5 separate regions of the Homo sapiens genome follow, and all the other regions are linked to region 2. A link is a loop called in an ENCODE intact Hi-C map of the cell type or tissue named here. Cell type or tissue: heart left ventricle. All regions are shown on one strand. Links, peaks and the distances in the headings refer to the core of each region. The heading gives the core; the rest is flanking DNA.

Region 1 (5,988 bases), core at 281-5,280, 1.0 Mb before region 2:
ACTGAGGTCTCTTTGAAAGTGTATTGAGGAATGCTTGGGCCAGCTGACAATGACAGTGAAGGTCTGTAACTGATAAAATGCACTCTGCTTATCTACAATAGAAAGCTGGATCTATACAACTCAAAGAGCATATGAAGCTGGGTTCCAAAATCACACAAGGACAGCTGACACTGGGATCACTCCAATTCCCAAGCAGGTTACCCTTCCTGGAAAGTGAATTTAAATGGGACACAAATGTGAAGTCCTTTCCAAGGAGGCTCCAGCTACCATTCCAGCTTCGTCTCTGGCCATACATTCTTGACACAGAGTATCTTGGACTTCAAACCCACTTCTCTGAGTCCACCAGACCTCACACCTCATATTTCCAAGCTTTTGCCCCTTCCACCTGGGTCAATCTGTTCTCTTGCACTATTTTCAAATCAAAATCCATCTCCTTACATCGTATTTTCCAAATCACTTAGCCAGAATTAATCACTTGCTGGGTGTCTGATCAGTGTTTCTGGGACACTATACACACCTTTTCTCTATCATTTATCACATTTATTGAAACTAATCCACTTACAACTCTCCTCTTAGAGGACAGTAATATCATTGGAGGCAGAGACCATGTCTTATTTATCTTTACAATCCCTAAAATGCTTGGCATAGAGTCGGCATTCATTGAATATTTAAAGGAACACCTCAGCTACTCCCATAACCAGGAGATGAAAAGTATAATTCAATTTGAGAAGGTTCTATTTATGCAGAAATCAGATTAGGAGTCTACAGAAAATATTACATAGAAGACAAACCATTGTTGACTGTACTTCATTCCTTTGAAGGGTACCGTGGGACAAAACTAGAACGGTCGTGTCCCTAATTAAAGGCCACGGGCCCAATTCTAGCTGGTTCTACTTGTGACTCATTGAGTGATCTTGGGAAAACTCTCTGCAACTCAAATGTTCATTTTTAAGATGAGAAGTTTGGATCAATAACATCTAAGGTAATTTTTAGTTTTAGTTTGATTATGTATAACTATTATATCTTTTTTGAGTCTAATATTCTTCTCTAAAACTTGTCTTAATTTAACTCCTTAGTGTTTGTGATGGAAAATTGGTCAACTTTCTCAAGGCTGCCTAAATTTCCATTTTGTAACTGCTAAGGAATAAACAATTCCATTCAACTTTGGGTTGCCAGGAACTTAATAAGTGTGTCCTTTAATCTGTCAGCTAAGTGGATGATTGCAAAATATTCAATAATTCCTGTAAGATATTCAATAAAACTGGAGGGGGCAAGCTTGTAACATTCAATTCTTCTCCCAGATTCAATTTAATCTTGGAGCAACCTGAAAATATAATTGTTCCTGCAAACAGGATTTTTGCATCTTTGAGTTCTTTTTCACAATGCTCTGTTGAGCTCTCGATTTCAGTGTGTGACTCATCATTGCTTTTCCTTGTAAATTTCCACTCCTTCCATCCTGACTCTTAGATTGTTCACTGTTCAGACAAAAGGAGACAAAATCAAAGATACGGTTGAGATTCCCAGATTCGGGGACCCTCATAACTATTAATGGGCTTTAGCACCCTTCAGGTCCAGTACTCCTATGGCAATAACCTCTTAGTTCATCTACCCAGGGAGGTGAGCTAGAGCCTTCCTCTCCCAGAGAGGCCATAATTCTACTATCATGAAAGACAGCTTTGCAAATAAAGAAGAAGGGCTTGAGTCTGACAGTCCTGGGCATTACTTTGAGCTAGTGATTCTCTGAATCACCTGGAAGGCTTGTTAAAAACTGATTGCTTGGCCCTAACCCTAGAGTTTTGGGTTCAGTAGGTCTGAGGTAGGGCCTGAGAATTTGCTTGTAACAAGTTCCCAGGAGATGCTGATGCTGCTGTTCTGGAGATCATGCTTCAAGAACCACTGCTTTGAGCAGATGACTCAGTGTCTGTGGCCTTAAGTTTCCTTGTCTATGAAATGGGAATAATAACATCTACAGAAGGCAGCATGGAGGAGTAGTCTTGGACTAAGGGCCTCGGGGTGTCAGGCTGACCTAGGTTTGAGTTCCAGCTCTGCCATTTAAAGCTACAAAGCCTTAGGCAAATTCCTTACTATTTTAAAGCCTGTTTCCTCACCTTTAAATTATCAGGTATAATCATAACACTTACTTAATTTTCCCACCATACCAATGAGATAAGAATGCTTATACAATATAAAACACTCAGCACGTAAATGGGCATATAATTAATGCTCTGTATATAATAACTAGGATCATAAATATTAACAATGTAGTAATTCCTACATTTCAAGGCCCCAGACTAGGAGGATTAAGTGATTGGCTGACACAACCAGAAATAAAAAAAAAAAAAATAGCCCTGTAGGCTTGGCAAGCAGGGTCAAACCTAACAAGAAACAGAACAGACAAAATGTAAAATCTTTGATTTGGGCCCCAAAAGTCATCTTCATCTGGGCTGACTGAGGCAGCCCTAGCTGGAAGCCATGATTTCTACATTAGGCAGTCACGTGATGAATATTTAGAGGTTAATTAAAACATGAGTGATATATTTTAAACCCAGGTTTAGGATCAGAGTGAGGGTGATGGTAGCTCTCTGAACTCCCAGTGACTCAGCCCAATGTAGAGGGTCATGGTTGTCTTGGAAACCACACATTCCGTGGGCATGGACCAAATGGAGACAGAAGGGTCAAAAGAGATTTTGAGCAGACTGAAAAACAGAAATTTATTCCGAGGAGGGCTGATGGCTGATGCAGTGACTGTTTAGCCTGAGGGAAGGACCTGGGCACAGAGGTAGCTGCAGTCAAATAGCTGGGGAGGGTGTGGGTGCTGCAGGAAGAGAAGCACTGATTCCATTACCCTGTGTGACACCAGAGGGCAGACAAAGGCCAGCACGTGGTTGCTGACTAATACATGGTTGTGTACAAAAGCAGGAATGAATGAAGTTACAGAGGACAGATTTTGGCTTAATTGAAGAGAGAATACATTATGAGAAAAGATGGAACCAGGTCTGGGCTTGGAACTAGATCTGAGTGTGAATTCCAGCTCCATCATTCATTCATTCATATATTCAAACAAGTACTCAATGAGTATCTGATGGGCCAGAGAGTTGGGCAACTGTCATTATGTACTGATCAACAACAATGAGGGGTGGGGGATTTAGGATGCAGTGTTTAATACAGCTCTTAGCTTGGGGTCATCAATTATGCCATTTATGAAATCAAGATAATGATTCCTAACTGGTTGCATTGTTTTGAGGATCAGAGACAATATGTGAACAGCACCTAGCAAAATGACTGACCCAGAGAGAGTCCCAAGCAAATGTAGCAATCCTTGACATCACACACCATCAAGTCAAGAGTTTTTGCCAGAGAAGATCAGGGTCAGGCCAGTTTTCCCAGAGACCCATTTCCCAGCCAGCTGGCCATTTTCCTGAAAGGGTTAAGGAATCTTTACAAAGAGTTTACCACCACCCCAGCCAGCCTCTATTGTTTTAAAAGCCATGATCCGTCTTCCCTATTTGAATTGCTTTAGTTATATAACATGTTCCTAAAATAATCTGGCTAAAATTTTGCCTGGTACTTCCTTCTGCCTGCCTCATCTCTACTGAACCATCCCAAGGGAGTACCAAGCCTGAACATTCTCTGAACTGCCCACAAAGAAACCCTTTTATGAGGTCTGTGTGGTAAAGAACAGGAAGAATATCAGGTTTCAGGGTCCACCCTCCTCTTTGGCAGAAAATACCTCTTAAGGTGACTGTGTGCTGGCTGCCTGGTATATTTTGGTCATGTTGGGAGGTACAAAGTCAGGGAAAGGGTCCTGTGGCTCTTCGTGTAGGCTTCCATTGCACAAAGTCCTGTAACAAAGGTTCTCTTTCTTGAACCATTTGTCTCCACTGCCAGGCTGCAAGCTCTCTGTTAGGCAGGGGCCATTCTTTGCTCCTCTCTCTCTATAACTACCCAGGGATTGGTCTAGCTTTGGGATGCGTAAGGATGGGACTACTGGTCTGCAGTCCCACTTTCCTAAGAGGGTCCTAGTAGGATGATTCCGGCAGAACCTGTCTGTGCGTACATCCACTTGGCAGCTGCCTTCCTGAGGCAGGAGTTTCAGGGAATAGAGGAACCAGTAAGAAGCACTGTTCTCCCAGCCAGAAAGTCTATTTCACCTTGATTTCCTGTCTCTCCTTCACTCGCCTTCATGGTAGAGAGACCGCTAAAGGTCAAAGGAAAGACAAAGTTGCTTGGTTTTGAAAGTAGAATATCTGCTCTGGGGTCCAGGGCCCATTATCTATTTGTCATATGACTTCAAGAAGATCTTTTAATATCTGAGAGCATCAGTTTCCTCAACTGCAAAATGAATTCGATAATAATCATATGGACTATACAGGGTTACTGAGAGAATGACTAAGACTCCATATTTGAGCATGCTTATCATAGTACCTGGCACCTTGTGGGAATCTGCTAGGCTCCATGCCAGTACCTGGCCCCAGGCCTCTGTTCAGAAAACAGCTGTGGCAGCAGCTTCTGCCCACATGGTAGAAAAGCCAGCTGACCTATCAGTAAGGAAGTGAAGTTCTCCCTTTCTCCCGGCTGTCAGTGACCTTCCTCTGTGAGACTGGTGAATGTTGGGCTACCATCCACAGTAGAGGAGAAGGAACACTGATTTAGGAGTCAGAGAGCCTTATTTGCTTCTAATTCTATCCCTACTCTTTCTTCATTGTGTGACTTTGGGCTTATTTACTTCAGTTCTCTGAAGCTCAATTTTCTCATTCACAAAATAGGAATAATATCTAATGATAGGGTTCCTTGGGAGCTTCAGAGTGGAATTTATATAAAGCATAAGTTTTAGCACATAGTAGGTGCCCAATAAAAGTTATCTTCTTCTTTGGGCATTTTCTACTAGAAATCCCAGAGCCAAAGTGGAATTTAAAATTATCAGAGCGCATATTTTAGATTACATTTTAATGTAATATAGTTATATTTCAATATATCCTGGTCCTGACCTTCACATTTTCCTGATACTGATTATTTTTCTCACTATTTTTTAAATTGTAGGTTCTTTTATTGGATATATCCCCAAATTCTTTGCAGAATGAGATGGATAGACTCTAACTGAAATCAGGAGAGATGTATTCTCATTACGACTCTGCAATATATGTATGATTTGGGCCATGAAAGCTCTCTGAACCTCAGTTTCCTCATCTGTAGAATGGGAATAATTAAAAACCTACTAGCTACCTTATTCCTACAGGAATAAGGAACTATTGCTGCAGTGGAGCGTTTTGCAGAAAGACTTCGTAAACTATGAAAGGCTTACAAGTAGAACCATGTATTATTTGTGATATAATACCTCATTTTATTCATCTTTGAAACTACCTCTCTCCCCAGACCGTGCCACATGGCTTACAGCACAGGGGTAGGCATGTACTGAGAAAAAGTCCATTAAATCCCAGCTCCAAGGTGACACTTAGCAGAGAGCTAGATGGCCCAGTGTCTGTCTGATGACCCTTAGAGAAGGACTGCCTTTACCTTCCAGACATGGAATAATTCAATAGAGGGAAAGCATAAAAATCAGGACGGAGTTAACTCATGGTACCCAGTAGGCAAGTTAATCTGTCAAATGCCATTATGGGAAGAGCAGACTACCAAGTCCCCATATCACAGGAATTCAAAAGGAATTTATTTTGAAGCATTTTTGTTTGGACTGAAAATGAACAAGAAGATGACATGTGAACAAAAGAGATAAAGAAGAAGATTTAAGCACCAGAAGAAAGACCCAGAAAATGATCCCAGTGAGCAAAAGATCGCAGAGAAAAATAACAAGTACACAGGGCAGTAAGATCAAAATCAGATTACTTAATAAAAGCTAGCATTTCTCTAAATGGAAAACAATGCACGTTGTTTGTCCTTGAAATGTGACACGTACTCCTTTTTCAAGAATACCAAGGCACTCCAAAGCAATGGCCCATATCTGACAAAGCCCCATCACCCTAGAGCCCTGGA
Region 2 (5,988 bases), core at 294-5,293:
ACTAATCTGAATCCATTCTGTAAGATTTCATGAGACACGCTAACTGCTTTCTAATATCTATGTGGTATTGCCTCCTGGACCCAATTCTGTAAGGTGTTTGCAAATGCTATTATACTTGTCCGACATGGTTTGTTCTCAATAATCTCAGAGCTTTTTAATTTATTTATTGGAATGCCATGGCCCTTGTTTGTTTTCTTATTCTTTGCTTGTTTATCAAGTGCACAAAGTATCTTTTTCCCCCACAGCCCCAGAGTGCTGTGCAGTTGATCTCCAGGTTAGGGAAGAGCAGAGGACAGAGCCGAAAAGCAAGGAAGGCTGCACACGGGAGAGTGTAGGAAGGGAAACAGAATGCATCCAAATGTTGTGTCCTGACGCAATATGTAGCCATTTGTGGTTTATCAACACTTCTAAGTCAGAGAGTAAAATATGCCTAAAAGTCAACATTCCCTATTTAAACCCTTGAATGGCCAGATTTACTAGTGTCATCTGTTGGCAAATTTCATTGGCAATCTCTTTGTAAAAGCAGTTGCAGGGAATCAAGCCCCTGAAAAGAGGAAAAGGAGGAAAACTGGGTGGGCATGGTGGCTCACACCTGCAATCCCAGCACTTTGGGAGGCCGAGGTAGGCACATCACCTGAGGTCAGGAGTTCAAGACCAGCTGGCCAACATGGTGAAACCCCGTCTCTATAAAAATACAAAAATTAGTCAGGTATGGTGGCACACACTCATAATCCCAGCTACTTGGGAGGCGGAGGCAGGAGAATTGCTTGAACCCAGGAGGCAGAGGTTGCGGTGAGCCAAGACTGCACCACTGCACTCCAGCCTGGGCAACAGAGTAAGACTGATCTCAAAAAAAAAAAAGGAAACTAAAAATCATCACCAAACCCAGCCATCTCATGGCCAGTTCACTATTTAGCATAAGACTGATGCCCCACCCGCCTTGGCCTGTGCACATACACCTGTGCTGAGGTCAGTAACAGACAAGGCTCCTCTTGGGACAAAGTGCCTATTATGTACCAGGCACTCTTCCATTCACTCTGCATATTGCATCTTATTTGGTTACCACAAAGTCCAGCGAGACAGCTATAATTATCCTCACTTTACAAATGAGAAGCTGGGGAGCTGAGAAGGTAAATGACTTGCCCAAGCCGGCATAGGTAGAAAGAAGCAGAGGCGGGATTTAAACTGAGGACTTCAGATGCCAAAGCTCATACTCTTTTCTCCAAACCAGGCTGCCTCCTGAGTTAAATTCCCCTGCGCCCACCCTCGCCCCCCCATTATAGCTGCCGTGAGACTCTACCATCTCTTCACCATCATCAGTAAATATTTATCAAGGACCACCGCCTACACAGCATTGCTCTTGTTTCCACAGCAACACACTGTCACGGAGTCAGGGGAGTATCCTGTGCTTGAAAGAGTGATGCTGTCATGTCCTCTGATCGTGGCTGTGAAAGGTGACAGCTATACGACTACATGGAATACCATCTCAGCTGGCAGCCTGACACCTTCAAGAGCTGTGCTGAGTACAAGCAAGAAGAAATTAAGTTGAGTAGAAAGAGAGTCGGTTGTAACCCAAGAATATGGTCTGCTTTTACTATGTGTTTGCGATTGTTGCTGGAACAGAATTTAAGCCACGTTTGCACATTAATTGTTCTTTTATTAGGAAACAAATCAAGCAATCCATGACAGAAAGTAAAATTCGACTGTACTGCTAACAGTTCCCCAGAGGTATCCAACGGTGATTATTGAGTTAAATGACTACATTGCTAACAATTGCAATTGCAAGTCAGTCCCCTATAAGATACATTTTTGCTCTCAATATGTGGATTCTGAAACCCACTAGTAAATGAATTCATTATCCCCTTATTCATTTAACTGTCTCTCTCTTCCCCCATCCCAAATCATGTTTTGCCACATTGTTAAGAGGCTGTTTCTAAAGGTTTTTTGTTTGTTTGATTTTTACTATCATTCCTTCCAAAAACCGTCGTGGCTCAAGAAATATGTCTTAGAGTAAGGAAAAAGGAAATTGCCTTTTGATGACAAGCTTCCGCCCCGACTTTTGGACACTGAGACCAACATGTTACAGCAAAACATATTAGCCCAACTATGTTATGGATGTAACCTTATAAATTGAAATTGCTTTCAAGATTGGGAATTTTCAGATCAAAAGAACATGGAAAACACACTACTTAGTTTTAAAATGTATTTGTCCAAACTTGCCAAAAGTTTTAAATAAAATACTTTAAAGGAAATCAAGTTATTGTCATATTTATACTAGATTTGAAATACTAACAATTTCTGAATTTAGGAATAAAATAAGATAAGTCCATTTTTAAGTCAACATTTACAGTATTCTTGTTTTGACAAATACAGATGTTCATGAGGAACCCTGGGGAAAAAAAATCTAATTTAGATGGTCTAGTTGCCGTTAAACTGGAAAGGAGAGGACAGATATATACAGAAAATCCCCATTTCTACAAATGTGTGAGGCTTAGAATGCACCAGTTCTCCAATACAAGCTAATCCCATTCGTTTAAGGAGCCCCTGGCACAAAGGCACCCACTTGCTAAATATATGCTATATCGCAGGTTTGCAGAAACCACCCTGCCCAGGTAGACCCAAAAGAACCACAGATTTCTTCCCAAACCATATTCCAGGATTTCTTTTCTTTCTCCTGCATTCTAAAGAGCAAACAAAGAAAAGGTGCTCGCTCCTCACACTTCTCTAAATGTTTTAACAAAAGGCTGCTGAATAAACACATTACTCATTTAAAAATTGAAAAGAAGTTCTATTCCTGATATGAAAGCAACCAGATTTGCATTTTAATAGTTGTGGGCGAGCGCCACCTGGCGGGAGCATCCGGAACGGGCGGCGTTCAGCACTGGACAGCTTCCCGAGCCGGTACGGGTTTTACCGCTTGCTACCCAAGAACGATTCGAGACCCGTGATGGAATATTTTTGATCCTGTTTCTGCCGCGGGAACGTGAGTGGTATTAATGTGTGGTTGGCCGGTCATGCCTTAGAGGATATAAAATCTGAGTCACGAATCATGCCTGGATCCCCAGGACTGCCCCGGGCATCCTCCCTAGTACCCCTCCCTCCCCTAGCACACCTAACACACCCCCCAAAATGAGGAAAACAAGAATTGTGCACCATCTTTAGAATGGTGCTGTAGCTGTCCCTCTTCTCTCACTTGCTAATCCAACCTTTCAGCTTCACACACCTCAAAAGGAGTGTCTTCGTCACCCAACTTCCCAGCCAGGGAAACAGGCTGTCCCTTCACAGAAGTCGCCTATTCCGCTTCCATTTTAGTACCAAGCAAGGAAGGCTCTAAAGCATTTCCAACGGAATGTCCTTCCAGCGGCCCTTAACCTCAGACGCAGCTTGTGCAAAGACGCTGTACCTCCCCACAGGTTCGTTCTTTTGCTCTTTCTTTCTTCCTTTCCTTCTTTCGGTGAAATAATAAATGGGCACAGCTGTTGCTTAGCGATCCGAAACCAGCCTGTTCCTGCGTCCCACGGGCTGATCTCAGCCTGTCCCCGCAATCCCAGCCACCTCAGGCCGGCGTGGTTACACCAAAAGCAATCGGTGCTAAGAAACTTTAAGGTGATTTTGAACTTGGAAGTACACCTGCAGCACTCCCTTCTCTTCCCTCCGCCGCTACTCTTGGGGGGGGGGGGGCTCGGGGGTGGAAGCTGCCTGCGGTGGGGCTTGGTGATGTGTAAGACCCTGGACTGTGGTGCCCTCCAGCACCCGCCAACGTGCCTTTAGGAGCACGGCAGGCACCACCCCCCCGCCCCCGCTCCCCCTACTCTGGGGAACTACCTCTGCTCACCGCCTTCCCGTGGCCAAACCCAAATATGAGTTCCCCGAACTTTTCAGGAGCGGACGCGCTCACGGGTCAAATCCACTCCCCTCCAAGGGCCTTAACACGGGCGCCCAGCTACCTCGGAGAAAAGCCAGCGGGTAGGGCGGAGGTATTGCTCTCGGTCATCAACGCAAACATCCCCTCGGGTGCCTACAGCGGCCTGCTTAGGGGAGCAGCGTGTTCAGAGCAAATGGAGAGCTTCCTGTATCTCCGAGGAAAAAAGAAAAGCCGCCGCCCCGGCAGCCTCGGCCTGCTGGGGACCTGTCCTCCCCACTAAAAGCGCGCGCTGCCCGAGGAGCTGCCCGGGAGAGAACGCTCCACCCCGGGCGTCGGTGCCGCTCCTCGTCTCGCCGCCCCAAACACTCAAGTGGCAGATTCCGACAAGTGGGAGGCAGCAAGTGGAAATATTCGCAACAACCGCGGAAAGTTACTCCAGCCCGGGGGGCCGGCAGGAAACTGAAGCGGGGAACTTCGCCAAACGCGGGCTGCCGAGGGACGCGAGGGGCCGGGCTCGCTGGCCGGGGCGCGCGGGGACACTGCTTCCCGCGCCTGCAAGCTGAGACCCGGGTTCCGGCCATGGGGACCCGCGCCCCCGCGAGCCCACACAACTTTCTCCTCCGAGGGCCCCGCGGCTGGGGGCCCGCGCGCATCCAGGAGGGAGCGGGGAGCCCAGGGGAGCCGGGCGGGCGCACTCACCTGCGGCGCTCTGAGCCCGGGCGCCGGGCAGTGGCGGCAGCTGCAGCCTCAGGAGCAGGCTGAGGGCGAGCGCGGCGAGGCTCGCCATCCGGGCGGCGGCGGGCAGCTCAGCCCCTTCCCGCGGGGGCCGGGGCCGGGACTGGGGCGGGCGCGGGGTGGCCCCGCATCGCCGGCGCGGCCGCTGGCTGTGCGCGCGGCTGGCTCCGCTCGGGCTCCCGGAGCCGGCGCTCCTGCGTTCCAAGCCGAGGCGCGGCGCGAACTGAGGCGGGAGGCTGGGCGGGGGCGGGACGCGGGGGGCGGGGGGCGGTGTCCCCCGAGTCCTAACGCCGCCGCCGTTGCCGCCGCCGCCGCCGCCGCCGCCCGCCCGGGCGCTCCGCCTCGGCCGTGCACACACCCTCACGCGCACGCCCGCGCCTGGCACACGCCCGCGGCTGGCACACGCGGGCTCCCCCGCGCACCCTCTCCGGGGCCGACCAGCTCGGGCCGCTGGCACAGTCACGCGCGTCCACACATCACCCCCGCACCCACACGCCGGGCAGGGTCCTCGCCTCTTCGCCCCGCGCCGCGCCGCGCAGCCAAGCATCGTCTGCCCTGTGGGGGCGCAGGTACGGGGGCGGTGCGGGGAGGAGGAAGCTGCAGCAGCCGTTTGAACTCGGGGTGGGGAACAGGTGAATGGGGGTTCGGTGGCGAGAAGAGGGAGGGAGGGAGCAGCCCTCGCAACTCAAGATAAGGGGCCAGGTGAATTGCGAAAGCGGGTGGGGGCGTCTGCCCAAAGCTGGGGCAGGCGGCTGCTGGCCAGGGTCTCGGGCACACCCTGAGATGAGAATTTCATCTAAGAGCGCGCGCGCGCACACACACACAACCCACTCACACTCTTCTGGGCGCATCGCTGACCGCGCCACAATCGTCGTCCCCCTCAATTAGCCGCCCACCCCACCTTCTTCTTCACCCACATCTCTCTCTTGTCCCCACCACCACGCGGAAGGGGGCGCAGAAGGGGCATGAGGCATCCCCCCACCCCCTACAATTTTTCCCTGGCAGCCTTCCCTTTCCTTTTCTAGGGAGACAGAACCTTGTAGCTTTTTCCCTTTTCTTCTCGGTCTTAACAAAGACCTGGTTGGGGCTGAAAGCCTAAAACCATAGATCAGGGTTGGAGCTGTCCCTGGCAGCCCACGGCCCACAGCCTGGCTCTCTGCTGTCCTGGGAGGCAGCTGGTACCTGAGTCTTGGCTGGGGGTCTGAGATGTAAAAGCCAGGGGCAGGGATACCCAGAAATGCTTAAGGGATTCACACTTTGTGAACACTTTGCTACCTGGCCAAAGCCCTCCTTCTTCTGTGTCAGCACAGCCCCCCACCCCCATCCTTGTTGGGGTACCAGGGACTGGACTGGGGAGACTGTAAGTGAATTGTGAAAATCAAGCATGG
Region 3 (5,988 bases), core at 674-5,673, 980 kb before region 2:
AAAAAGCGAACATGGTCCCTCTTTTTCCAACATATATGCATCGAAATATAGCTGTTATAGTCTTATCACATGAAAGGCTATAGGTTAAACATCAGATATCTTGAGAGTAAATTTCTCCAAGTCTCTTACTCCATCCTTCACAACAGTAGGCTTCAAATTCAATTTTGGTCATTCCTGTCCTGTCTCAACACACAAAAAGGGCTGTCCCAGAGAGGTCAAATCCAGTGCAATACAGGGAATAATTTTCCAAGGTTGAGCCCCACTGATCATGAAACAGATAGTTTCAAGAGGTAACAATCTCCCTGCCAGAGGAAGTATAAAAGGAAAGGATAAACCTCAACTTAGGCTGGGAACAGTGGCTCATGCCTGTAATCCCAGCACGCTGGGAGGCTGAGCTGGGCAGATCACTTGAGCCCAGGAATTGAGACCAGCTTGGGCAACATGGTGAAACCCCATCTCTACAAAAATTAGCCAGGTGTGGTGGTGCACACCTGTGCTACTCAGCAGGCTGAGGTGGGAAGATCACTTGAGAGCCCAAGAGGTGGAGGCTGCAGTGAGCCGAGATCACGCCTCTGCACTCCAGTCTGGGTGACAGAGTGAGACCCCATCAAACAAACAAACAAACAAAAAACAGAAAAGAAAAGAAAGACCCAAACCTCAGCTTAGAAGTGTTTTAGAGGAGTTCACATAGGACAAATTCCAGTTTGATAGCATCCTCCTTGAAACATGAATCTCATGCTCTAGGTGTAGACTTCACAGAAGAATGACAGAGGGCATACTCAAATGAGGACAATTTGAGGAAGGTTTATTTATAAAAGGTCTGCTGATAAAGGTGACAAATGTATAGAGACCCATAATATACTAGTGCCTCAGTAGGAGAGCTGTTTATTACCTATGGGACCAGAGGAACAAATAGAGGAAGCAGTAACCAGAGCCCCAAAGAAGAGAGCTGTGAAAAGGAGGTACCCTGAACAGAAGCAGCGGCTTTCTCTTGAAAGGCCCAGCCAGTCATAGACAACCTGACAGGGAGAGAACCAGAGGCAAAAAAAAAAAAAAAAAAAAAAAATGCCCTGACTACACCTTATGCCCTTCCTCTGGTCGCCTGTGGCAGTTCTCACTAGCTGAACCCAACAAGTCAGAAGTGGCAAGTGATCTTTTTGACAGACTTCATACAGAATGCACTCTGGAAGCAGAGAGCACAGTAGAGAAAGGTGGAAAGGGGAACTGGATCCAGGAATCCCAACCAAGAAGAGAAAAGTTGCGTGTGTGTGTGTGTGTGTGTGTGTGTGTATGTATGTGTGGACAGTGTCTTATTCTGTTGCCTACACTGGAGTGCAGTGGTGCGATTTCAGCTCACTGCAGCCTCTGCCTCCCAGGCTCAAGTAATTCTCATGCCTCAGCCTCCAGAGTAGCTGGGACTACAGGTGTCTGCCACCGCATCCAGCTAAGTTTTTGTAATTTAGTAGAGACAGCGTTTTACCATATTGCCCAGGGTGGTCTTGAACTCCTGAGCTCAGGCAATCCGCCTGCATTGGCCTCCCAAAGTGCTAGGATTACAGGTGGGAGCCACCGTGCCCAGCCGAGAAAGTTTCTTTATACGTCTCGTTTTGGCCATAATTTGGAGAAACATGTAGCCTAAAATGGAATTCTTTATTCACTAATTTTTTTAAGTTGGCTCGGGGAAAGAAAGGCACTCAGGAAGAGGAATGCATCTTTTCATTATAATGCTTTGGCCACAGGCACACTGTTCTACCAGTAAAATGATTCCAGGCAGATATACAACAAGAAATGAAGCATTGGATTGGTCAGACAATTAGACAGGGGCGGGGGAATGCCAACGAAAGAAAAATGAGCAATTCTGCTTCTGATGACATTTTGAAATTTTATTCTTCATTTATTATCAAAAAGGAGTGTGTTTAAAAATGTATATGTGACCTTCTTAATCATAAATTTGAAAAGAAATATAGCAGATTCTTTGCTTCTATCTGAGCTCTGCTCACATTGCCCCAGCAGGAAATAAAAGGAAATCTGATAAGAGAGTTAACTTAAAACTATAAATGAGTATGTTTCGGAGGCTTTGATATTTCCTTAGGGGCAGAACTCTCAACCAATCTCATTCCATTCAGGGTAAAGTAATATGGAAAGGGTTGTCTTAGGCACAGATCATTGGTTTTCAAAGGAATCATAATAATAATGAAAGCCTTGCTGCTTTTATGAAAAATGGTACTTTATAGAAATGTTTGGGTAGCTCTGAACACCTGTATTAAAAAAAGAAAAACTAAGCATCCCCAAAACACATATTTAAAAATTGGAAAGCTAACTGAATTGTAAAAATATCAGATATATTACATCCTTAGTATTTAAAGCTGATGGCTGACTCTGTATTTTCATGGTGATAATAATGTTATATAATCATTTTAATGTATGGATAGATGTTATGGCAATTGGCAAAGACAGCTACAAGGTGGAAATGGAGGGGGTATTTGTGGAAGGAAATAAAACACAAAACCACAGTTTGGGGATCTATATCTATTCTTTCAGAATTCTGAATTTAAGTGTTAAAAAGACCTCTCAGTAACACAGAAAAATTGACATTCATCTCCATAGCCAAATAATTTAATTTACTACCTCATTATTTTTCTCTCTCAACGAAAGAGAAACCCAAATCTGTGAATAGGGCAAACAAGACCCTTAAACTAAGGACTGGGCTTCAACTCAGTCTTATTCTCTGCACATAACCTTATCCTCCCCTTTCAGAAAACATCAACTACCTCCTCCCACCACACTATTTCTCAATACTCCATATTCCTTGATGTGTCCCTCTTCTTCTCCACTGGTCACCTCCTCTTTGTCCTCCAAGGCTCAATGTAAGTGTCACATCTCCTCTGAGGCTTCTCCCTGCTCTTCTACATAGAATTATAATTTTCTCCTCTTGCTTGACTCATCCATTGAACATGTACATGTATAAGTCTCTGCTAAATACTAGAAGATCATGTCTTCTTGACCTTAATCCACATGGAACATGAAGACTAATGGCAAAGACGGGCATTAAACAGATAAATACAGAGACAAAAATCACAAAGACGATGAACACCAAGAAGAAATACCTGTTGCTATGTAAGAGCTAGAACCTGGTTTGAACCCTGGCAGCAGATCAGGGAGGGTTTTGGTGCCATGTTAGCTACGTACTTGTTGAGTCAAATTGCAGTGATTCAACTCTTTCACCTACTACGACAAGAACTTCTTGGGAAAGGGCTTTTGACTCTTTGCACCTACTCCAATTTCTTGCTGAGTGTCTGGCACATGGCTCAATAAACTTGTTGCACGAATTTATACTTAAAAGTCTGCAATTTGGAGTCTAGAAAAGATAGTCCTCTTACTCTGAACACAAATTACAACCACTTTAAAAGTAGATACGTGCAAAGAAAGAGAAGGAAACGCCTGCATAAAATTAGCTGGTGACCTGGAATATTCGTAACTAGAAATATTTTGGGCGGTAACTTAGCATTTCCTTCTTGGAATGTTTGCAGAATTAACAAAATATTCATGGGAGTCAGAGATTTCCCCCGCAGAGCCCACAAAATAGCTGCAGCTATAGCATGTTGAAGAAGAAAAAAAAAATCTCATGCAATAGTCATATGACTCATGGGATGATCATATAATTCATGGAATTCTCAGAGCCTTCAAAACTCAAGTACTTATGACTTTCTGAACTGAGGATTTTTTTCTGTAGTTGCTTTGAGATTTTTGCCAACTGGGTCACACAATTTCGCCAGCAGGGGGTACCAAAAGCTGATAAAAAGAGAGTATGCATAAGTCTGTTTATTCCTTTGCAGGAACATTTCCAAAGCTGAAGACTGTTTTAAGACACAGCAATCCAAAGTTTACTGCTTCTGACAGGTGAGGACGAGGTGACGCGGCCATAGCTCTTGGCATTTTCCTTCTAACGGATCACTTTGAGCTCTCTCTGACCTTCGCTTGTTAGCTGAGGGAGGGGTAGGTGGCAGGGGATGGGCCCAGGATGGACCATGAGTCCTGTGATTTGTTCTGAGTGCCACTCTTTACAAGGGATACTGGCAGGTAGAATGGCTCACGGGAGAGGAATGAAGGGCTGTTAAAAGTGTGGAAATCATGCTACGAGAGGAGGAGTGCGTGAAACATCCAGGGACATTTCTCACGGAGAGGGAATACAAAGTAACGTTCTCTTCATGCATCTGATGGTTGGGTCTCTATGGTCCCAGGGGCAGAATGAGGACCAGGTTGGCTTGATACAACGAAGGAATTTCTTTTTTTTTTTTTATTATACTTTTAGTTTTAGGGTACATGTGCACAACGTGCAGGTTTGTTACATATGTATACATGTGCCATGTTGGTCTGTGGTGGGGTGGGGGGAGGGGGGAGGGATAGCATTAGGAGATATACCTAATGTTAAATGACGAGTTAATGGGTGCAGCACACCAACATGGCACAACGAAGGAATTTCTAGCAAAGTAGAACTGCTTAGGTCTCTTTTGGAAGCACCTAACGCCTGAATTCCCCTCCCCAATTTTTCTGGTTTAGCAACCTTCTCTTCACCTTTTAAGGCCCAACTCAAATGTCCCCTACTCTTAGAAGTCTTTGCCTCCTTCCCAAAGTTAGAAGTTCCCTCCTCTTTGCTCATTAATTTGTTGGACAAATAGTTAATGAGCAAGTACGTTGAATCTGTGGCTGTTAGAAGGAAGGAGATGATGATATGAAAAACAAGACAGGAATCCTGCCCTGTTTGGCTTTTGCAAGTACTCAGCTCCCTGCTATTGGAGAAGTTCAAGTAGAGACTGGGAAACCACTTAGAAAAGAGGTGGTGGAGGATCCCAGGATTTGGACTCTGCAAAACCCTTGACTCTCTTCTGGGCTAGGAACAGGACCATCCAGCCAACTGGTGGGGGCAGGAGTCTACAGGGTTCCACCTAGAGTTTTTCCCTGAATGTGGGAGCCATGCCCACTCTCCTGGGGAGACACTGATCAGGCACTCTTCCTCTTCCCCATAGGGCTCCTCCTCTGGGCCATCCTCCATTGCAATCTCCAGATAAACTTTCCTGGAAACCATGAAGATTGAAATCCTGGAGTCAGAGATCTCAGCCATAGGAAGTGGACCAAAAAAAAAATTCACAAGTGAGGCCCTGCTTCTACTAAAAGCTGGCACTGTCCTCTTTGAATCCAGGATGCTCTGCTGGCATGACTAGATCTCAGCTTAAAGTTACACATCGCAACTGTAAGGGAACTATAGCATCTTCTCATTTCATAGACAAGACACTGAGGCCTGGACAGAGTAGTCCCTTAGCTAAGATGCACAGCATGTAGGATGCAAGCCCTGCTTTCTGCCTGCCAGTTCAGGAATGTGGACACCTGCTCCACATTCCTCCATGCTTCTTCTAGGGATTTGCCCTTCCAGATTAGAAGGGCAAATTCAGTCTGTGGTACACATGATTCCAGTGTCTTACAAATGCAGCAAAACTTTATTCATCTATGCCCCCACTGACTCAGAATTACTGTAATTGAGGCAAAGGCTGAGCTACATCACATAAGAATCAATAGTGTAGCAGGGGGAGGAGCCAAGATGGCCGAATAGGAACAGCTCTGGTCTACAGCTCCCAGCGTGAGCGACGCAGAAGACGGTGATTTCTGCATTTCCATCTGAGGTACCGGGTTCATCTCACTAGGGAGTGCCAGACAGTGGGCGCAGGTCAGTGGGTGCGCGCACCATGCGCGAGCCGAAGCAGGGCGAGGCATTGCCTCACTTGGGAAGCGCAAGGGGTCAGGGAGTTCCCTTTCCGAGTCAAAGAAAGGGGTGACGGACGGCACCTGGAAAATCGGGTCACTCCCACCCGAATACTGCGCATTTCCGACGGGCTTAAAAAACGGCGAACCACGAGATTATATCCCACACCTGGCTTGGAGGGTCCTACGCCCACGGAGTCTCGCTGATTGCTAGCACAGCAGTCTGAGATC
Region 4 (5,988 bases), core at 678-5,677, 660 kb before region 2:
ATATTTCATGTTAAAGACAAAGCTCTTAATTTCAAACCTACTTTTCTGAAGTTAAGGAAATGTTTGTCCCCCTTCCACTCCTGATGCCCTGCCTGGAATATCTTGGGTCTGGGTCTCTGATGAATCATGTGTATGTTACATACAATTCCAAGTGTCAGCCTCAGGATAACCAATGCTATAAGTAGTCCTTACGACAATTAAGGGCAAACTCTGAAAAAAGTTACTAAAAACGGTTCATTATCTGAATCCTCACAGTGTTACAGCTTAAATCCCTGAAATATAAATACTAAGACATAAAATCAATTGCATTTTATGCTTGCTTAATCTTAGATATCTCTATCTCAAAACATTCCAGGACTGTGGCCATATATCCTGGATTTTTCCGGGATAGTTTCATTTTTAAAATAGATTAAGCCTTTGCTGCTAGAAAGTGCATCTCACCTGTCAGACTTTGTGTCCTGACTTTTTGTTCATACAACTCGCTCTCTATGACCGTGTCAACTATCAGTTTGTCACAAGTATCTTTTTGAACCATTGTATGCTTCCTGCGAGAACTAGCTCTTGTGAAAAGTTGGAGAATTTTAAAACCTCAATATGAAACAGAAACGACCTTTTAAATTTTAAATTAACGTGCTCAAGTTTCACTACATAACCCTGATTCAGCTTCCTCACCTATAAGATGTCACGCATGGTGCATAGGACTTCGAAGATCCTCAAAAATGGTGTAGGGAATATAATTTCTGAGTTCAAAAAGATGTTAGTTTAAAAATCCGCTTGGTAAAGGTAATAAAAGGTATCTGAGGTTTAAAAGTCCCAGTGAATAGTACGGGGAAGGGCACCGTGAGACCACGACTGTCTAATGAGCCGGGTTTGACACATGTGAAACAAGGATGACCTTGTTGGATCATCAGATATGGATGGAAGAATGGGAGAAGGAGGAGCCAACTGCTGATAACAGGTATCATCAAGTCTGAAAACACTCTCTAGGCGCCTTGCACAAAGTCAATTTTATTTTATTTTTTTGGAGATGGAGTCTCACTCTGCTGCCCCGGCTGGAGTACACTGGCATGATCTCAGCTCACGGCAACTTCCACCTCCCAGGTTCAAGCGATTCTCCTGCCCCAGCCTCCCGAGTAGCTGAGACTACAAGCATGTGCCACCATGCCCGGCTAATTTTTCGTATTTTTAGTAGAGATGAGGTTTTTCCAGTTGGCCAGGCTGGTCTCGAACTTCTGACCTTAGGTGATCCACTGTCCTCAGTCTCCCAAAGTGCTGGGATTACAGGGGTGAGCCACTACGCCTGGCCTCAAAGTAAATTTTAAAATATCAAAAGACCTAACTCTTATTCCTGTGCAACTTGTTAGAGGAAAAAAAAAAAAAAAAAAGAAAAAAAAGACTTGATGGTTTTGTCCTTTGGGCATACAACTGCCTTTTTATTGAAACATTACTACCTGAGCCAATGGAAATTGATTTATTTAACTCATCGCCTTCTCCCACCATCTCCCTGCTTTCTTGTCTCGCCGTTTCTTTACCTGAAAGAGCACAGCAAGGCTTTTTGTTACATTGGGTTGTGTTGATCCTGGATGAGTTTATAAGACTGTGGACTTGCTCCTTGCTTCTAGCTATTAGTTGATTTCATCTATCTTGAGAAAAGAGAAGGCTTGTACATAGGCCGATGAGGTAGTTTCCACAGATTCACTGAGAAATTAGAAGTGGTTCACTGTAGCAAGCCCTGAGGCATATCTCTGAAAGGAGCCCAGCCTTTAAAGATCACCTTCTTTCACAGAAAGTGGGTCCAACCAAGCACTCCTACCAACCCTCTCTAAGTCACCCAGCGATTCATTGCTCAGTCACTGCATGCCCGCTGCATGCCAGGCACCATGCAATGTGGCTCCTATCCATAAGGAGTGTGGATCCTGGTGGCAGAGACAGACACAGATAATCACAACATAATGTGTTAAGTGTTGGGGGAGGTATAAACTGCTGCGTGAGCATTGAATCTAAAACAGTTAGCTTAGCCTGAAGACACCGTGGAAGGCTTTGAAGAGGAAGTGGCTTTTGGGATCAGGCTTATGGGAAGAAGAGTTAATCAGATCCATGTGGGAAAAGGAAATTCAACCTCTGAGTACCACGTTTTCTTGTTCTCTTCTTTATGTTTTTGAACTTGCATGTGCTTCTCCTGTGGACCAAGGCTTCTTTCTGATCCGGTGGTTTGTCCCACCATCATCACCCCAGGCTGTCACTTGAGGAAAAAGGTAAAGGGAATAGAGCGGGGAGATTCAGGCATCCAGCTTTGCAGTACTTGTGCATCCAGGAGCCCTACTTCTGACTTGGTGGGGTGGGATAGTGGCCAAGTATTTGCTTTTTCAACTAGAACCTGGGATAAATTGGATGTCAGTGGTTTCCGGAGAAACATGGCCCAGCACCTTCCCTGTGACACAGTGCCCAGCACAGTGTTCCACACCTTGAACCCAATACAAAACACAGGAAATGCTTAACAGAGAAGCAAACGACATCATCCTTAGAACTAAAATTTCCAAATGTAACTCCTACTGCCACCTGTTGGTGGTATGGAGATGTGACCCACCTGCGGTTTGGAAGCTATCTTTCTTTGTAATCCTGTCAAGTTGGCAACTTAAAACCTGAAATTTCCGGAGTTAATATATACTGAAGTGCCAATGGTGGTTTTCTTCAGGGGTACTCTTTTTTATTATGGGCTGTGAAGTTCTGAAATGTTTTGCAATGAGTTACTATTTTGCAATGAGTCTATCTCCTTTTCTATTCAGAAGAACAGAGTAAAGATAAGAGAAAATTAAAAATTTACCTATGGGGTAGACAAAGAGCAATCTACTTAGTTAAAAGGGGTTATGAACAGGCAAAAGGGCATCACCAGAAATTGAGAAAGAAAGGAGGTTTCTATAAATTGATTACCTTCTTATTAATTATCATTTTTACTTGGGGATGGCAGATATGCCCGACTCACTGGTGCTGGTTAGGCGAGGCCTTAATCAAATCGTCAACAGCCATTCTCAGGCACTCATTTAGCAAATTCATACTGAATGCCTCCTGGCTGCCAGGCGCCCTTGGCTGCAGCCTCCAACAGTTTCATTTTGGGGTATAGCCAACCTTGAGAACAAGTGGCTGTCAGTGGAATTCAGACTATGGATAAATGCTGAAGAATAACGCCACGTGCAAGCAACCAAGTACAGGAGCAAGGACTCCCAGTGCTCCGGGAAGTACCTGTCCCTCTAAAGAGACAGTCACTACTTTGGATAGATGTTGGCTGTCCTCCACAGGCTTACAGATGCAGCTTCACAGCACATGAGAGATAGAGGAAACCGCAGACCTCAGCAGGGAGGCCAGCCCTCTCATTTTACTGCAAGGGAAACATATACAGAAAAGGGAAGGGACTCAGCCAAGCATGTTTTATTTGAGAAGCCGTGCTATTGTCTGTCTGCTGGAGCTGGGAAGATGAGCGTGCCCTCATGGGAGCCTGGTGGGATAGACAGATGCTTAAACTAACAATGTCACTGTAGTGTAGTCAGTGGCCGTAACTTGGGCTGGGGATAGGCAAGGCTATGGGGACGAGAGGAGGCAGTGCTGTGGGACCCTTTGTCTCTCTCGTGCTTGGGGATGAAGAACAACAGAGCTTTCTGGATACAGACCCTTGGAAGAAGTGTGTGGCTTAGGGCACAAGGTCAGCTGCCATGGGTCCATGGGTTCAAGTCCCAAGTTCATTAGGTTCTTTGAGCCTCAGCTTCCATCTCTGAAGTCCCCACCCCATAGGGCTGTTTGTGAGGCTGATATAAGGAATGCACAAGTGCTTAGCACAAAGTGGGATGTCAGTGCATGGCATGATTCTAGAAGTCCTCCAGCAATCCATTCACATCCTTCTATAAAAGGGCTATATCCAGCTATGGCCAGTTCCATCTTTTTTTGAGACAGGGTCTCAAATCCATTACCCAGGCTGGAGTGCAGTGGCATGATCATAGTTCACTGCAGTCTTGACCTCCTGGGCTCAAGCAATCCTCCTGCCTAAGCCTCCCAAGTAGCTGGGGCCACAGGTGTGCACCACCATGACTTGTTAACTTTTAAAGAAAATGTTTTGGTAAAGATAGTGTCTTGCTGTGTTGCCCAGGTTAGTCTCAAATTCCTGGTCTTGTGTAGTACTTCCACCTTGGCAGTTCCACCTTAAATAACTAAAGAGGCCCTGAGGAAGTGCATTTGCTTCTTTGTGTCACAACCATATCCTTAGACCTGAAACCATTCCCCCAACATCTCTCCCACGACCCTGGGAGGTGCTTAGGCTTGACCAGTCATGGGCTCCAGGTATAAACCCAGTCCTTTCAATACAGACATTTTCTTCCCAAAGCAGACCTACAGCTCACGAGGGAGAGGCCCACAGTCTACACCCCCAATAAAGATGCCCCACTGAGCCCCAGAGCTAGTTATGCAAGTCGTTTAGCAGAGCCTCTCAAATCCCCACTCTTAATGCAGGGAGAGTTATGGGAGCCCCAGCAGCGCCTTTTAATGCAACTGGATTAATTGCCTGCTCGGAAAACAGCTCGATTCTAAATGATCCTAAATGGCCTCTAATACCTGTAATCTTCCCTCCGCCAGGTTGCCCTGCTGCATTACTAAAGCGGGACTGGTTCTGGAAGCCCATTTGCTTAGTAAACAGCGGGCAGCATTGCAGGAGGCCAAAGGCTGAGAAATTGATGAAATCGCTACTGGCCTATTCACCAGCCTAATTTGATTCTAGAAAATCAAGCAGAGGCATTTGGACTGGACTGTTCCACAAGCTCAGTGTTCCTTTGCAGGACTGGGTAATCAAATGCGGGTGTGCCGCCGGGTCTCAACTCTGGTCCTTCCCAGCCCGGCAGTGAGCCGTCTCTCTCAGGAATCTTGATCTTCTTTCTGAAGACCACAGATGGAGCTGACAAGGAACCATGATGTCTTTCAGTCAATCAATTACCTGGAAACCAGGAGTAGGTGGGGGATGGCACACAATGGGCAGTGTGTTCTCGCTTTGGGTTTGCACTTATCTGGTAAACAGGTGAGCACCACAATTAAGAGAAAAAACTCAAGTTGGTGTTTTAGCTCTGCCATTACTAGCTATGTAACTTTGGGCAAGTAACCTCTAGGTGCCTCAGTTTCCTCATCTCTAAAATAGGGATGATTACAATAGTACCTACCTCAAAGGGTGACAGTGAGAATTAAATGCCTTAATAAATACAAGATGCCTTGAGGTCTGGCTAACAGTCAATTCTATAAACGCATTTGCTGTCATCGCAGCTTCACTGCTTCCATATGGGCAGGCACATGCCCTCCCTCAGCCTCAGTCCCTACTTCTGTAAATTGGGTCAATGGTTGTTGTGCAAGGGAATGGGGGTGAAGGGTGCATAAAGTGTGGCATTGAGGTGTCCAGTAAGCAGGCTTCCTCTCCTGCCATTCTCATACACGCTACCACTCTGGAATGCTTCTTCTCTGCAGCTGCCCTCTCTCTGTCCAGATGGACAGTTTCCATAGAGATCCATGTGAACACTGAAGGAAGACAGGTCACCTGGCCAGGGAGGCAGGTCGGGAGAAGGTGAGCCAGACCCACTTGGAAAACAAAAGATGAGCAGACAGGTGTCTGCATTTTCTTCCTGTAGACCAGTGAGGGTGAGGGAAAGAAATCAGACAGGCTGTGTTCACTTGAAATATCCGGCATTTGAGCCTGACATTGCCTTCATTGGGAGCTTTCACCAAACCAGTGTCCAACAGTGAGAACGCTTTTGAATCCTTGGCAAACAGATACCAGCAGACAGTGTGTGTGGATTTCCACAAGGACAGCATCTTGCATGACAAAGACATCAAGATACAAAACTAGGCTGGGCATGGTGGCTCATGCCTGTAATCCCAGCACTTTGGGAGGCCGAGGCGGGTGGATCATGAGGTCAAGAGATCGAGATCATCCTGGCTAACATGGTGAAACCCCGTCTCTAC
Region 5 (5,988 bases), core at 553-5,552, 1.2 Mb before region 2:
CAAACCCAGGTCATATCACTCCTAGGCTAGCTCTCTTAACTAATAAATGAAATGGCTTCTCCTCACTCCTTATGTAGTTAACTCACCCGTCAAATCTCAGCTTAAATGTCCCATCCTTGGAAGTCTTCCATAACTGCCTTCATCACCGTTGTAAGCACACAGAATTCCCTTTAAGTTTTCTTCATAGTGCTTATCACAATGTGTAATTTTAGATTTATTTTCACAATTATTTGATTGATAGCTTTCTCCTCAAGTTGCATGTGGGTAGGAATGACAGAAACTGGGTTTCTGTTGTGTGCCTTCTTGTGCCGTGCCCACAGCAAGGAGACTGGCTCAGAGTCAGTAGTCTAAATATTGTTGAATGAATGCATGAGCCCTGCCTTTATCACTAGTCTAGCTATGTCCTGCTTTGCACTTCTCTGGTCTTTGCAAGTCAACTTTATTTCTAACTTCTGTTTTGGTATGCCCTCTGGGTTCTTACTAGAGCAAGTGTCATTCTCCTTGGGTCACTATTAGCTAGATAGACTCTGAAAATGGCTTAGAAACAGGGGGTCATTGAGAATGAATAGGTTGGAGTAAGGAGAACCAGGAGGCAGGGAGACTAGGCTGTTGTAATAATAAAGGCTTGGCAAAGAGGCCATGGATGGATGACCCTCAGTGACAGTGGTGGTATTAGGGATCAGAGTTATAGACAAAGCTAAAAAATGGTATAGGGCAGAAATGGTGGGACCTGGTATCTGGATGAGGGGAGCAGATGGATGTGGGCTGCCATCAGCAGTGTTAAGATTTCAACTTCAGAGGAAGAATAAAGCATGGTGCCATTGAAATCTGTAGCCTTGATGGCCATCCCAGCCTTATCTCCCTGCATGTGATGGGCCCTTCTACATGTCTGTGGATTTGCATATGTTGTTTTCTTTGTGTTGTTCTGTCCTTTCTCTCCTTTCTCTCTCTGGAAAACTCCTACTGGCCCTTGATGACCCAGCTCAACGGACTTCTCTGTCCTTTCCAGTGGAGGTTATTGCTGGCTCTGGGCTGCCAACAAATTTTGGTCAGATCTTTTCTATACCATGTGCCATGTTGGGATGCCATCACCCCAACATGTCTGTGTGCCCATTTGCCCCATCAGCTATGAGATTTTTAGGAGCAGGCTTTGCAATGTCTTTCTTTCTCCCTTCTTCCTCCCCTTCAGCCTGGACCTCTCTGTTCCTCTCCTCCCTGCTTACCTTCCTTTCCCTCCAGTATGTATTTAACTCCTGTAATGCCATAAGGTGGCAAGTGCTCTATTAATGACCAGAACCACAATGAAGAGAGACTAAAGGATCGGGGATCAGGGGTGGTGGGCTCTGGCTTGGCTGATGGTATCCTTAGCTGAGATCAGGAAGAGAAATATGTAGTCTTTAAGAGAGCAAACAACCCTTTTTGTTTGTGATTAGGTGAGACCTTCAGCCTGGATCTTTTGACATGAACCATTTGATTTCCTGACACACTGTGTTTCGCAGTGTCTGAGTTTGGGTTCAGACCATTGCATCCCTCTTATGGGGTGAGCAGACAAGAAAGTGAGTTTAGCAATAAAGCCCCTCTGCCATGTGTTTTTTTTCACCTTAACTATGTTATTTATAGCCAAGGTGAGACCAGTAGCGAGTGGTGTGGCACTGGCCTCACACTCTCCCCTCTGCTGGTTCCTGACTGGGAAATCTCTGAAGAGCTGGGTGCTAAACCCTCTCATTCAGTGACATCATCATTCTTTTGCTACAGCCCATTTAGATTCCTGGCATTGAGTCTAGGATGGAAGTTAAGGTCCTGCACAGAGTCTGGAAAATGCTGCCAGTTACCCCCAATTTCAGCCGTTCGCTCTTTGGCCTTCTTGCCTCTTGGGAGCTAGTGTTGGGACCCTGGGACCTAATCGCTGACTACCCAGCAATTTTCTTTCCTTCTGGTTCTTATCTGTTCTCAGACAAATCTCTTAATCTCTGTTCCTCAGTTCCTTCATCTGTAAAATGGGGATTGTGATAATATAATACCTACCTCACAGGATTGTAGTGAAAATAAAATGATATGCTATATGTAAATTACTTAGAATCCTACCATCACATAAATAGGAGCTACATAAGTGTTAGTAATTACTGCTATTACTCTACTGTCATTATTGCTGTTGCCATTATAATTTTTTACACTGAGTGTTGACATTGTTCTTCCAATCAACTAGATATGGACAAGCTTAACACCTTTTTATTCAAGTCTCACACCAATGGCATGTTGTTAGGAGGTCTTACCTGACTCCCAAACCTGTAACCCCACCCTGTAACTCTCAAAACTCTCTATCATATTATGACATGTCATTGTCTTTATAGCATCTATCACTGTGTCACATTCTTTGAGTACTTATTTATTGCCTCTCTCTTTATCCTAGAAGGTGAGCTTCATTGCCTTCTCCTAGGTTCTCAGCACAACACCCTGCACCTGGACAGGTCTCAATAATTAATATTACTTGTTAAATGTCTTCATCCTACACCTTTTTCCTTGTCCTGGACTTCTGTGAGTTTCGTTCCAACAACTGAGTCCCAAAGGAGGGAGAAATTGAGACTGGGTGGAATTGCGGAGTTTTGATGTTCACTGCATTGCTTCCTTTCCACCCCTTGGTGGAGCCGTTGTTGCACCTTTCTACTGCATCCAGGCATTCTACTCTAGACTGGACTGGAAATACATCATACTAAAGTGTGAATGATTGATACAGACTTAAACTACTACCTTCTCTTAAGAGACCAAAGCCTGATTAATTCCGCTTTCCTTCCTTATAAGGAAAGATGTGGGGATGGTGCAAAAGTAAGAAGATGAAGAAGCTGATTCTAATTCTAATTAATTGCATAGTCCTAGACAAGCCATTTAAACCTCTCTGAGCCCCAGTAACACACTTGAAATGAGTTGCTTTCCATGTGAGTTGTCATGTGTGTCAAATGCAATCCCTGTGTCTGAAAATGGCTTGTCTCACAAAATGCTCACCGAATAAGCTGTTATCACTGTTTATCATAACAGAAAATAAGGAGAGTAACTGAAGTGAGTGACAAGTTGAATATGAGCCAGCAATGTGCCTCAGGGGACTCCCTGTCTCTCTCTCTTTAAATTTACCACTCAAATCCTTGGGCTGCCTGAGATGAGGCCTCAGGGCACCTGCTTTCCCCCATGTCTTCTTCTGCCCCCGTGCCCTCACTCTTAGTGTGGCTTGGACAAAGAACTCCAGGTCCTGCCCATTTGGAGAGACAAATGATGCTAAGATGAGCTGTGTAAAGTCTCAATATCAAGTCATCTTTTAGTTCCAAGGCCTCTTTCTAGCTACTGGAGTCCATCCAGCCTTTCTCTTAGCAGCATCATTTCCTTCCAGAGTCTCTGATAAGGCTTTTTCTATGTCTTCCCCCTGCTTCCCTGGCCCTAGCTTAGCTACCCTGGTCTGAGCTCCTGCCCCTATTAACCAGCACCTTTCGTATGTCAAGCTGGGTGCCATCCCTAGGCCTACCCCTTTCCCTCCCAATGACTAAAGCTTCTTCCATTCATGAGCATCCACTGAGCTTGTGGAAGGGGCACAGAACAGACTAGGAACGTGTGTGATCAGGCCACATCCTCTATGGCAAAGGCCTTATTTTGTGTAGTTAGGGGAGTATGTGCTGGAGCCTGATTGCCTGGGTTCCCATCCTGGCTCCAGTGCCTACTAGCTTTGTGAATTTAAGCAATTTATTTCATCTTCTTGTGCCTCAGTTTATTCATCTCCAAAATAAAGACAGTCATTGAATCCATATCAAATGGTTTATATGAGGATTAAGATGGATTTATTCATGTAAAACATCTAGAATGAGGTCTAGCAGACAGTAAGTACACAGCGAATGTTGGCTTTTAAAAATTATTAATAAAGAGTCACTGCTTCCTTATTGGCAAACCTTAGTCAAAGGTGACCTCAAATCTGAGGTGGGTGCCCAGGGAAAGGTTTCTTTATCCCTGGACCATGCCTCTACTCCTTAGGATGTTTCCAAGAGAGGTGTCTGCATGAGGAATGGCTGTTCTTATTTCTTCACCCCTTCATGTTTCCATTTATTTTGCCAGGCACCTTTGCAATTGTTCCATTAAAGGTAGATGCAGGTCCCTGCCCTTTGAGTTGGAACTTAGCTGTGTGAATTGTTTTTGCACAAAGGAGTGTGGGCAGAAGCAACCATGTGCCAGTTTAAGCCTAAGGCTGTAAGGTGTCTTCGGTGTTTTTGCTTGCCCTCTTGTCCTTCTGCCTTCATCATGAAAAGGACATGCCTTGGCTAGGCAGCTGGTCTGAGGAAGATGACAGACCTTGAAGACAATGGAGCAGACTGCTCCAGACCTTCAGCCTAGAGCTGCTCATTCATGCCCACCTAGGCCCAGCCAAGATCGGCAGAATCCCCAGCCCACAGGAACATGAGCAGAATAAATGCTTATTCTTATACTCTACTGAGATTTTTGGTTGGTTGTTAGGCAACAGTAGCTGACAGATGTACAAGGTGAGTGGCACAGAATTGCCATTGCTACAGTTTGGATGTTTGTTCCTCCAAATCTCATGTTGAAATTCTATCCCCAGTGTTGGAGGTAGGGCCTAGTAGGAGGTGTTTGAGCCATGGGGGGCACACCCCTCATGAATAGATTAATTTCCTCTTTGGGTGGTGGGTGGTAGTGAGTGAATTCTTGCTCTATTAGTTCCTGTGAGAGCTGGCTGTTTAAAAGAGCCTGACACTTCCTCTTTCTCTCTCTTGCTTCCTCTCTTGTCATGTGATCTCTGCACATACCTGCTCCTCTTCACCTTCCATCATGAGTAGAAGCAGCCTGAGGCTTTCACAAGATGCCCAGTCTTTCAGCCAGCAGAATCATGAACCGAATAAACCTTTTTTCTTAACAAATTAACCAGTCTCAGATATTCCTTTGTAGCAATGCAAAATGGACTAAGACAGCCATGTTATTATTGACTAGGCTTGGGTCCCCAAACCTAAAGCAAGGAATGGTTGGTGAACTGGGTTGAACCGTGTAGAATATCCCTTTCCCTAAACTAGTTAAATTACATTGAAGTAGGTCATCACTGCTGTCCTTATTGGCAATCGTTTTTTAGTCTCCACCCATCTTGTTTTATGCCCAAAACTAAGCCTTACATCTCTTTGCATGAGGGTTGCATGCAGGAAAGAGGCAGAAGAGACCAGTAGACTGGCAGACATGACAAGTTCTGACCAATTAAGCCCTGCCTAGCAGAGCACCTTGTTGCCCAAGACACACAAATGGAAGAGAGAGGAGGCAAGGCTAGTTGAGTGTTGCTCTGGGAGACTGTGCCTTGAGTCACTTGCTATTCCTGCTGCTTGGATAGAAGAGAGAAAAGAGAGGAAAAAATACCCATATTAAAGTAAGGTAACTCCTCCATTAGAGGGTTAGACCCAATCAGTGTCTTGGTGTGCAGCCTATATATTGCAATATTATGGTCCCCTTCCCTGGAGGAGAAGCTAAGTCAGGGAGGAGAAGGAGGAAGTCTGGCATCTTCTACCTTTACTCTCCCTCCTCATCAATCTCTTTCCTCATAACCTACTTTATGTATTTGTATAGTACTTGTCTTTACCTGGAGTCATACACTTACTAGTTTATTTGATTATATGCATCTCCCATTGCTAGAATATAAGTTCCATGAGGGCGAGAATCCAGTTGGTTTTGTTCATGGCTATATACCAGTTGCCTAAAATAGCTGGTACAGTGTAGGGGATTGATACATATTTGCTGAATGAATGCATGAACTCCTGGAGTGGTCCATGCTGGAACATATCAGCTTGGTCACTGTTTGCTCATTGCATTCACGGTCTCCTAGCATTTCCATGCCCATGGTTGCAGGAACTAGGAGGCCCTTTCTTTGGCCTCCTGTACCTTGGGTGTTTGCTCCAGTCCTTGACACACATGCCTGTGGTCTGGAACCTGCTCTGCATCTGTACCCCTACACTCCACCTT

Evidence for each region. Hi-C counts contacts between places; a loop is a spot of excess contacts. Peaks named below come from ENCODE experiments on the same cell type or tissue, not always from the same donor. Only the 100,000 strongest peaks of a DNase experiment are listed, where the experiment ranks them.
Region 1: it touches region 2 in a loop (4-fold over the local background); 25 of 110 quality-filtered maps call a loop at or near these places.
Region 3: a loop joins it to region 2, with 7 times the contacts of the local background. A loop is called at or near these places in 25 of 110 quality-filtered maps.
Region 4: it touches region 2 in a loop (2.9-fold over the local background); 8 of 110 quality-filtered maps call a loop at or near these places.
Region 5: a loop joins it to region 2, with 7 times the contacts of the local background. A loop is called at or near these places in 28 of 110 quality-filtered maps.

The regions. Positions count from the first base shown.
Region 1 is chr20:42,188,847-42,194,834 of GRCh38, forward strand. The region is part of intron 16 of PTPRT (protein tyrosine phosphatase receptor type T); the gene reads right to left. Among named protein-coding and RNA genes, the nearest start is that of CHD6, 570 kb to the left of the region's middle. In heart left ventricle, for the core only: a CTCF peak has its summit at 2,863 (motif pointing right); no DNase peak of the experiment used is centred there.
Region 2 is chr20:43,185,082-43,191,069 of GRCh38, forward strand. It overlaps PTPRT (protein tyrosine phosphatase receptor type T), which reads right to left and starts at 4,825. Exons shown (of 31, transcript NM_007050.6): 1 at 4,565-4,825. The coding sequence starts at 4,652. PTPRT-DT (PTPRT divergent transcript) reads left to right here and starts at 4,984. Exons shown (of 3, transcript NR_186414.1): 1 at 4,984-5,169. In heart left ventricle, for the core only: a CTCF peak has its summit at 2,860 (motif pointing left); a DNase peak (open chromatin) is centred at 2,870; H3K4me3 peaks cover 1,618 bases; H3K27me3 peaks cover 4,349 bases.
Region 3 is chr20:42,200,689-42,206,676 of GRCh38, forward strand. The region is part of intron 15 of PTPRT (protein tyrosine phosphatase receptor type T); the gene reads right to left. Among named protein-coding and RNA genes, the nearest start is that of CHD6, 590 kb to the left of the region's middle. RefSeq lists an enhancer at 5,252-5,884. In heart left ventricle, for the core only: CTCF peaks have their summits at 3,755 (motif pointing right) and 3,958; no DNase peak of the experiment used is centred there.
Region 4 is chr20:42,528,481-42,534,468 of GRCh38, forward strand. The region is part of intron 7 of PTPRT (protein tyrosine phosphatase receptor type T); the gene reads right to left. Among named protein-coding and RNA genes, the nearest start is that of PTPRT-AS1, 440 kb to the right of the region's middle. In heart left ventricle, for the core only: a CTCF peak has its summit at 2,567 (motif pointing left); no DNase peak of the experiment used is centred there.
Region 5 is chr20:41,953,852-41,959,839 of GRCh38, forward strand. All of the region lies in intron 1 of LOC101927182 (a long non-coding RNA gene), which reads left to right. Among named protein-coding and RNA genes, the nearest start is that of CHD6, 340 kb to the left of the region's middle. In heart left ventricle, for the core only: a CTCF peak has its summit at 2,634; no DNase peak of the experiment used is centred there.